Linked DNA regions of Homo sapiens: region 1 is linked to region 2. A link is a contact called in ENCODE Hi-C or POLR2A ChIA-PET data. All regions are on one chromosome and are shown on one strand. Each heading gives the region's core, a stretch centred on a gene start or an enhancer-like site at or near the end of the contact. The rest is flanking DNA. Distances are from core to core; before and after follow the strand shown.

What was found. A loop is a pair of places that touch in the nucleus more often than their neighbours do. ChIA-PET counts read pairs that join two places held with the same protein, here RNA polymerase II (POLR2A). Pooled maps may share reads with other maps.
Region 1: a loop to region 2 is called in a map of PC-3, with 9 times the contacts of the local background. The contact joins the enhancer-like site here to the promoter of PCBP3 in region 2. A Hi-C loop is called at or near these places in 10 of 168 maps with a recorded cell type or tissue (A673, CD14-positive monocyte, CD4-positive, alpha-beta T cell and 6 more), 7 of 37 single-sample maps with no recorded cell type and 21 of 50 pooled maps. POLR2A ChIA-PET finds 5 or more read pairs at or near these places in 1 of 52 experiments (activated naive CD4-positive, alpha-beta T cell).

What each region holds. Positions count from the first base shown.
Region 1 is chr21:45,815,825-45,820,644 of GRCh38, reverse strand. All of the region lies in intron 4 of PCBP3 (poly(rC) binding protein 3), which reads right to left. Among named protein-coding and RNA genes, the nearest start is that of PCBP3-AS1, 18 kb to the left of the region's middle. RefSeq lists enhancers at 2,637-3,136, 3,137-3,638. Within about 2 kb of position 2,189, at least 3 of the 41 ENCODE cell types and tissues checked have a DNase peak (open chromatin) inside an H3K27ac peak, as active enhancers do; they include CD14-positive monocyte and PC-3, where a contact is called at or near this core.
Region 2 is chr21:45,642,049-45,646,790 of GRCh38, reverse strand. PCBP3 (poly(rC) binding protein 3) reads right to left here and starts at 3,066. Exons shown (of 18, transcript NM_001384156.1): 1 at 2,923-3,066. RefSeq lists silencers at 2,412-2,551, 2,872-3,861.

The DNA of each region.
Region 1 (4,820 bases), core at 940-3,439, 170 kb before region 2:
TGCAGGCCCCGCTGGCTGCCCATATCCACAATCCACGTTTCCCCGGAGCACAGTCTCACCCCCTCCTTGACTCGTGGTCTGCAGCTGCCTTCCAGCACCAGGTCAAGGCCACGCACACTGCAGACCGTGTGGCCCGCAGAACCCAAGCCACCTGTCCTATCCTGACCTGGGTCATCACAGGCCCTCACAAGGATTGTGGGAGAACAGCAGCCAAGCTGAAGTGCCAACACTGCGTGACATCCTCCTGGGCCTGGCACTCCTATCCGTGGGTGACAAAGTTCCCAGACAGCAAAGCGACGAGATAAAATGGGGCCCATGGGGCCAGGTAGGCGCAACGACCTCACAGGCAGCAAAGGTGTGCTGGCCCGTGGTGCCCACTGCCATGGCAGCCGGACTGGGTGTTCCCAGGACGGATACACTTGACATGGACACACCAAAAACACCTGACAGCCGGGAGAAGGCCAGCATCATCCCACACATAGCCGAGAGCCAGGAAAAGGCCAGCGCCACTCCCTTCAGAGGAGATGAGGTCTGAGCTGGTCCATGGGTCAGAGCCAGTGGCTGAAACGGAGACCCAGTCTCCAGGGAAGACCCGCAACAGTCCTGCGGTGTAGAGCAAACATTCACCCCACCTTCCCCAGCGGGCCTGAGTAACTGCCTGGAGTGACAGCATGATGGGCAGAGTGAGTGGCCAGGCCCTGGACCTTCAGACAATGGCTGGGTCTGGGGCCTGAGCTCCTGCCCACTCCAGGGGACTCAGACACCATCATGGACCCACAATTAACATGACAGACGGAGCTTGGCCCGAGTCCATCTGGCAGAGGCCCTGTGCCCGCACACCCATCTGCTAGACGTTCTGGTACAGCACTGGACAGAGGCGCCCAGCAGCTGCCAGACAAGCCCTCTGGCCCCGGCCTTGAGCAGGATATTAAGGCAGAAAAGGCCAAGTACAGTCCCCAGGAGCCTTCCCCACCTCAGCCAAGATAGCACCTGGGGAAGACTGTAGAATCTACACTACCATCAAGGACTTCAGGGCTGCGTGGGCGGTTTGACCCCTTTCCATTTTCCACTCTAGAAACCAGATGGACTCTGGGGACAACAGTGGCTGCCGGCCTCGGCCTTGGGGTGCCCAACGGCAGTGTCGTGCCAGGTGTGGTCTCTGCACCTGCATCCGCTTACTTGATGAACATGCCCTTCATCCCGTCTGTAAAGAGGATCAAAATTAGACTGTGTGTTCTTGGGAGAAGAGCAAATACATAACCAGCGCTTTCCCTCAGAGCTAAGGGAGCCCTTCCTGCTCTGTCACAGGACAGTCTTCAGGGACTCCGACTGCTTTGTTTAGGTTTTATTTTTTAGAGCAGCAAACTGAGCACAAAACACAGAGATTTCCTATATACCCCCATCCCCCACGGCCCATCCCCCACAGCCCGCCACCAGAGCAGTACATGAGTCACAACCAAACCCATGTGGGCACATCACCACCCCCCAGGTCCAGAGTTCACAGCAGGGCTCACGCTCGGTGCTGTACTCTGTGGTTTGGGCAAATGTGTAATGACACGCATCCACCATTACAGCATCACCCGGAGTATTTTCCCTGTAGTAAAAGTACTCTGTGATCCACCTACACATCCATCTCTCCGCCCAACTCTTGGCAACCACTGATCTTTATACTATTTTTATAGTTTTGTCTTTTCCAGAATGTCATATAGTTGGAATCGTATAGCATGCAGCCTTTTCAGGCTGGCCTCTTTCACTAAGTAACACGCATTCAAGGTTCCTCCGCATCACTTCATGGTTTGACAGCTCATTTCTTTGTAGTGCTGAATCATATTCCACTGTCTGGATGCACCACTGGTGTATTCATTTGCCTACTAAAGGATGTCTTGGTTGCTTCCAAGTGTTGGCAATGATAAACAAAGCTGCTATAAACATCTGTGTGCAGGTTGTTGTGTAGGCTGAAGTTTTCAAATCCTTTGAGTAAATACCAAGGAGCATGACTAATAGATCTCACGGTTAGAGAGATTTTAGTTTGCAAAGTGATGCAACCACTTGGGAAGGTAGTTTGGCAGTTTCTTACAAAACTGTGGCAGTTTCTTACAAAACATTCTGCAAATGGCAAAACTATAGTGACAATAAAAACATGAGTGGTTGCCAGGGGCTTCAGGGACGGGAGGAGTGAGTACGTGAAGCGCATGGGGGCAGTGGAGCTCTTCTGTATGACACAGTAATGACAGGGACACGTGTCACTGGACACTTGTCAAAACCTGTGTTCAACACAGTGAGCCCCAATGCAAACTATGACCATCCGTGAATAACAATGAACCAGGCCGGCGCGGTGGCTCACACCTGTTATCCCAGCACTTTAGGAGGCCGAGGCGGGCAGATCATGAGGTCAGGAGATCGAGACCATCCTGGCTAACAAGGTGAAACCCCGTCTCTATTAAAATACAAAAAATCAGCCAGGCTTGGTGGCACGCACCTGTAGTCCCAGCTACTCGGGAGGCTGAGGCAGGAGAATGGTGTGAACCCGGGAGGTGGAGGTTGCAGTGAGCCAAGATCGCACCACTGCACTCCAGCCTGGGCGACAGTGCGAGACTCTGTCTCAAAAAATAATAATAATAATGTACCAATATTGGTTCATTGACTGTACCACACTTGAGGCAAGATGTACGTAACAGGAGAAGCTCTGTATGAGGGGAGGAGGTGGCACGCTCTATACTTTCCAATAATTTTTCTGTATTGTAGAATACAATTGCCCTAAAACATAAAGACTATTAACTTTTCAAAAGTGAAATAAATCCTGAGTTCATAAGGATATCATCAACTGAAAATGGAAACCACAAGGTTTTGGATTTTGATTCCAACCATGAAGGAGTAAGGACTTATGATCCCACAGTAAAAACCTTAAGAATTGGACAGAAATAAGAAGCAAGTGTGTTCGAGCATTGCACAGCAGGGTGCAGGACTGTGATCTTTCACCCGGCGGAGACACACGCTGAGCTCCTCGCCGGCTGCTTTCTAGCTGCGTCCACTGTCAAGTTGCTGCTCACGGCAGTGCAGCACACACACAAGCTGCTGCCTCGCTGGGGGGCTGAGGACAAAAGGCAAGCATGGGGGCTGCGGCAGCAGCTGGAATATGGGAGATGGGGACAGCAGAGGCAAGAGCTAAGAGGAGACGGGGCCCCCAAACTGCAGGAAGATGTTGGCCAAATACTATGCTGTGCACGCAAGGACTCCATGAGGAATGGCAGAGAGAGACAGAACTACTGGGGAGTATGAGGTGAACAGACACGCTAAATGTCATGTGGTACCACGAGGCGGGGACTGCTCACAGCCACAGTGGAGGCCCCTCACTCAGCATCCAGGGTGTTCACTTGAGACCCATGAAAGGCTACACCTTAGGAGGAGGACAACGTTAAGTTCTAGAGGAAGGGATAGTGAAGACTTTCCTTGACAAAGTTCGACCGAGCCATGACATGAAGTTTCGGTAAATTAGATGCCTGCAGAAATAAAAACCAAAAACAACAAACACAACACCCCAAATTCTTAACAGCGTAGCATATATAGTCACGTGCCACACAACGGCATTTCAGGCAACAACAGACGTGCCATATACCACAGCCGTCCCTTAAAATTAGAATGGAGCTGAAAAGTCCCATCACCCTGCAACGCTGTGGCCTCCTTAGGAAGGAGTGCAGCTGGCTCCCCCCACGCCTGTGGTGATACTGGTGTAAACTCACCTGCTGCCCTGCCAGTCACATCAGAGCGTAACTCGTACAATTACTTACAATAGTAATACCTGACGATGATAATAAACGATGGTGTTACTGGTTTGTGTATTTACTATACTATATTTTTACCATTATTCTAGTGTACTCCTTCTATTTATTAAAAAAAAAAAAGTTAACATAGAACAGCCTCAGTCAGGTCTCTCAGGAGGTGTCAAGAAGCAGGCACTGTGATCACAGCAGAGGACAGCTCCACGCCTGTTACTGCCCCTGAGGACCTTCCAGCGGGACAAGGCGTGGAGGTGGAAGACAGTGGCATGCACGATTCTGACCCTGTGCAGGCCTAGGCTAAAGTGTGTGTGTGTGTCTCAGTTTTTAACAAAAGGGGAGGGGAGGGGAGGGGAGGGGAGGGGAGGGGGAAGGGGAGGAGGAGGGGGAGGAGGGAGAGGGAGGGGAGGGGCAGGGGACGGGGAGGGGGAAGGGGAAGGGGATCTTAAACATGAAAAATTCTTATAAAAACAAAGAAAATATTTTGGCGTAGCTGCATACAATGTGTTTGTGTTTTAAGCTAAGCGTTATTACAAAAGAGTCAAAAGTTAAAAAATAAATCTAAAGGTTTATAAAGCAAAAAAGTTAGAGTAAGCTAAGGTTAATTTATTATTGAAGAAATAAATTTTGTTATATCATAAATTTAGCATATCCCAAGTGTACAGTACTTATGAAGTCTACAGCAGTGCACAGTAATGTCCTGGCCTTCAGATTCACTCATCACTCACTCACCCACCACTCACCACTCACTCACCACTCACCACTCACTCACCACTCACCACTCATCACTCACCACTCACTCATCACTCACTCACCACTCACCACTCACTCACCACTCACCACTCACTACTCACCACTCACTCACCACTCACCACTCACTCACCACTCACCACTCATCACTCACTACTCACCACTCACTCATCACTCACCACTCACTCACCACTCACTCATCACTCACCACTCACCCATCACTCATCACTCACTCACCACTCACCACTGACTCACCACTCACCACTCACTCATCACTCACCACTCACTCACCAC
Region 2 (4,742 bases), core at 1,817-4,316:
TATGCCTACAGATGTATGTCTATATTGTAATAAAGGTGCTATGATTAGAATATCCCCTCCAAAACTCATGCTGAAATGTAATCCTCAATGCAGAAGCAGTATTGAGAGGTGGGACCTTTAAGAGGTGATTGGATCAAGAGGGCTCTGCCCTCATAAAATGGATTAATCCATTCATGGGTTAATGGATTAGTGGGTTGTCATGGGAGTGGAGCTGGTGGCTTTGGCCCCCGGACCTTAGACTTCTCAGCCTCCATGACTATAAGAAATAAATTCCTTTGCTTTGTAAATTACCTAGTTTCAGGTATTCTGTTATAAGCAAAAGAAAACAAACTAAAACAAACTGGTACTTTCTTAAAGGAATGGTTGTTAAGAAAACAGGGTTTCATTTAATGTCAGTGATTTGTTACTTGATGCCCATACTCAAGCAACAAAACTCCCACCTAGAGAGACAGTGAAGACTAAGCAAAGGAAATTGAATGTTGTAGCATAATTATCCTCCTTAAAAAGAAGAATAAAATGGCGTGTTTTCAAGACACGCTCCCATTCAACATAATTTCCCTGATCAAATTTTATTTAATAATATGAATTCTGAAATTAATTTTAAAGTACACTGGAAAGGAAGTTTGAGCTCCCCCTGCCCCAAAACACACACACACACACACACACACACACACACACACACAGAGAGAGAGAGAGAGAGAGAGAGAAAGAGAGAGAGAGAGAGAGAGAGAGAGAGAAACAGGTGACACGGATTCAGCACCATGGACAGCGGGCCCATGACGCCTTGCCTCTGAGTCACTGCCACCAGGGATGAGAGCTGAGACATCAGAGCTGCCCCAAAATCTACAGCATTTATTCTAATGTTTAAGTTGGGGCAATTCCAATACATGAGCAAGTATTTTCCTTGGTTATGGCCCAAAGCACTGCCTTCTTCACTGAGAGGATACACAACTTACATCTACTAAAATCTGTTTCAGTGTTCACCTTTACAATAAAGCCATGAGACTTTTGTAAAAATAGAAATGATTCTGCCATTGACACAGGAACTGAAATAATCAAAACTGATACACAGAATCCAAATCTGAATAGCTAGATTGGTTCAAGAAGCTCGTGAGGCTTTTTCAAATTTATAAATGCAGCATGCTGTCAGCCTCCTCAGAACAATAGGGTAAAGAATAGCTTCTTCAAAACAGCTAGCAAAATACAACTATATGTTGAACTTTTTCGCATAAATAGCTAAAAACGTAACCACAAAGCTGTGTGGGTTTTCCCCCACCATGAGCATTATAAAGATATCTGGGAAAGTGATGTTTTGAGGTCCAAAAGCACCACTAATCAGCAGCACCTGGGGCAACGCCAGCCAAAAAGCCCTGAATTCTAGACAGAGTCCATTTTTTTCAGTTATAAAGACCCCATTTATCATCAAAACTTTTTCAAAACCTTATAATATTATCAACTAAGAAAATACGTGAAGCTACGTAAGTTCTAAACCATTCGTAATGAACTTGCACTGTATAAACAACAGCATCTACATACAAGCAAAAAAAAAAAATACTGCTCGAAAGTGAGACATCAGTTAGTCGGTCACTGCACTTGTTAGTTTTAAGGCCCCATGTTTTCTGACAGATCTCCAAGCCTGAAAACACCAGAACTATTTCTGCTTCTGTCGTGTGATGATCAATTAGGTCCTTTCAGATCTTGCAAATGATCCCTTTAGAGTGCCACTGTTCTACAAACACTCCTTTTGGGGCCAAAATAGGTATCTCTGACACGCTTTAAGATGATGAATTATTCTTGAATATGAGGAGGACTGGGAGTTAGTTCTCTTAAATAGGGAAGCACCCTTGCACACTCCTTTGGGATCCACATCTGAGAAAGTCCAAAGAAAAGAAAAAGGGCAACAGTTTGCCCCTGAAAGTGAGTTCAATTTCAGAGGGATATGTGAGGGCCTGTGCCAGAGGAATATTTTTGAAATGGGGGGAGTCTATAAGTTGCCCAGTCTAATCTCTAAAGGCCTCTCCGCAAGGCCCTGCTGCTCAAGATTCCTTCTGGCGAATCCCACTCTACAAACACTCAACAACTAAGAGTGCTACTGGCTCACATGGAGGGCTAACAAGACCTGCAAATCCAGGCTGCTCTGAAGGACGGTGGAAGATAACCAACCCCGAGCCACGAGATTTAGGACCCGACTTTTGGTTAACTTTCAAATTTCTTATGCCAGTAATATACTTCAGAGTGGCGCGGAGGGAATTGGAAAACATCACCAGGCAAAAAAAAGAAAAAAACTCTTTCACGAAACAAGACTTCCAATTAGAACACGTGTGGGGACAATAAGAAACACGTTCTAACCACCCCCAAAATTAAAATAAAACACAGCGAGCAACAAGAGAGACCTGCGCGCGCCCCACCGCCCGCGCGCGGCTCTCCGCAGGGTCACCGAGGGGTGAGGCCGCGCTCTCCCGGCGGCCGTCCAGGGGGAGGAGGCCCCGCGCCCCGCCCCGCCGCCCTCCAGCCGCCGCGGCCGCTCCGGGGTGTTCCCCAGATCTCTTCTCAATCAAGAGATGAAATTTGTGCCGTTTTGAAACTGAAGCCTCAAGTAGTCCAGACGTTTTCTGACCCACATCCGAGACGTTCTCGGCTTCCCGCCGCAACTTCCGAATTTGGGGAGGGGGCGGAGGCGGGCGGGCCAGGCCTGGCGACCGCACCTTGAGGGAGCGCGAGTCCCCTCGCTGCCCCGGGCCGCCGCAGGCGCCGGCGGCGGTCGGGGACGGCGCGACCCAGCCCGGGACCCCCGCCCGCCCCGGCTCGGGCGAAGTTTGCCGCGGCCCGGGGTCGCCCCGTCACTCGGCCTCCGTCGGGGACTGGGTCCCCGTAACCCGCAAGGGCGCCCGACCCCGACCCCGCCCGCCACCGCTCACTCACCTGCCCTGCGCCGGACGGCGAGCCCGCGGGCCGGCGGGGAGAGGCCGGGAGGCCCGGGCGGGGTCGGGGCGAGGCGGGTGAGGAGGCGGCGGCGGAGCCTAAGTCAGCCGAAGCGGCGGCGACCGCGGCTGAGGCGGCTGAGGCGGCGGTCGCGGCTTCAGGCGCTCCAGCCCGAGCGCTGCGCGCGGCGCGGGCCCGCCCCTCTGCGCCGCTAACCAATCTAGCGCCGCGCGCCGCCGCCGGCCCCGCCCCCGCCCAAGGGCAGGCTCGCGAAAGCGGGCGCCGCGGGCCAATGAAAGGGCGGAACATCAACCGGCGCGGCCAATCCGAGCCCGGAAAGTTCTCTGGAAAAAGCCAACTCCAGTCAAAGGGGCGGGGGTGGGGCTGGGGGCGGGGCGGGGACCTGGCCCAATGACGCGCGGGGCGGGGCCGAGCATTGGGCGGGGAGGAGGCGGGGCCTCGAACGGGCGGGCCGGTCACTAGTAGTGGGCGGGGTCGTAGGCGGGACATTGAGCGGGCGGGGCAAGAATCGGGGCGGGGGCCTAATGAAGTGAAGCGGGGAGGGGACGGGCAGTGGGAGGGGCAGGTCACATTTGGGGTGGGGTGGGGGCGGGGCAGGGGCGGGGCTGAGTACGGGAGGCCAGGCCGGGGAGAGGCCTAAGTCGGGGCGGGCGGGAGAAGGGCAAGAGCAGTGGGCGGGGCTCGGGGGTTAGGGGATTAGTGCCCTTGCTGGGGCGGGGCCCAGGCTTGGGGCGGGCCTGTGGTGGGCAGGGCCGTGGATGGGCGGGGCGAGCCTTCGTGGGCGGGCCAGGCCTGTGGTGGGCGGGGCGGGCCGTTGGTGAGCGAGACCTTGGTGGACGGGGCGGATCCGCGGTGGGCGGGGATTTGGCGGGCGGGCGGGTGGGCCCGACGGGACGGGAATGGCCGTTGAATTCCCAGCCGTGCCGCAACCCCGAAGGTCCCCCTGCAGCGCCCGCTTCCCGTTCTCTGTGGGCCTGGCCCCGGCCCGGAGGCTGGGGCCGCAGCGCCCGGCGGGCAGGGGCCCCGAGCGGCTCGTGAGCCTGTGCCCAGACGCTGCCCGCCCCGCGCTGGTCCCGCCGCCCTGTCCCCTCCGCCCGCCCGGCGTTCGCGTGCCGTGGCCTGGGGCGGGGCGTTGCTGGGCCCCGGGGGCTGCAGGGGGAGGCCGCCCTTTCTCTGGGCTGGCTCCGGGCTGTTCCGCTCCGCGCCGTTTTCCCGGTACTTCCCGCGGAGCCCGCCTCGCTGTGCGTCCCCGCCCGGGCGTTTCTTCCGCGGCGCTGAGCGCCCGCCCCGGCCTCGGGCAAGGGCAGCCGGACGCCCCGAGGACCAGGGCGCTGGGGCCGAGGCGCGTCCTCCGCAGTCGCCGCGCCTGGGCCCCGTTTCCCCGCGGGTCCTCGCCGGGGTGGGAGGCGCCTCTTGGCGTCCGTGGGGAGCTGGGTGTGGGGGGCGGCAGGGCAGGAGGTGGGGGGGCTGAGCCGGAGAAACGTCCTCGCCCCGCCCGAGACCTCAGACACCCCAGAACCTCGGGCCGGCAGCCAGCTGCAGGAATCGCGCCCTAAAGCCTGGGGTCCGCGCCCGCCCGCCTCCCGCGAGCGCCAGGGGCTGCCGGGTCACCGGGATGCAGCCTCGAGGCGACGTCACAGACCCCACGCGGCCCCCCGAGCACCCCCGGAGCCGGCGCGGGGACAGGGGTTCGGGATGGACGGAACCCACGCAGGGAACGTTCCGGGCCGTCTACGCCAGGCTCAGGGCGGCCGTCAGCTGGGGTTGGAGGTGGGTCAGGAAGAGATGTGTCCTTTTGT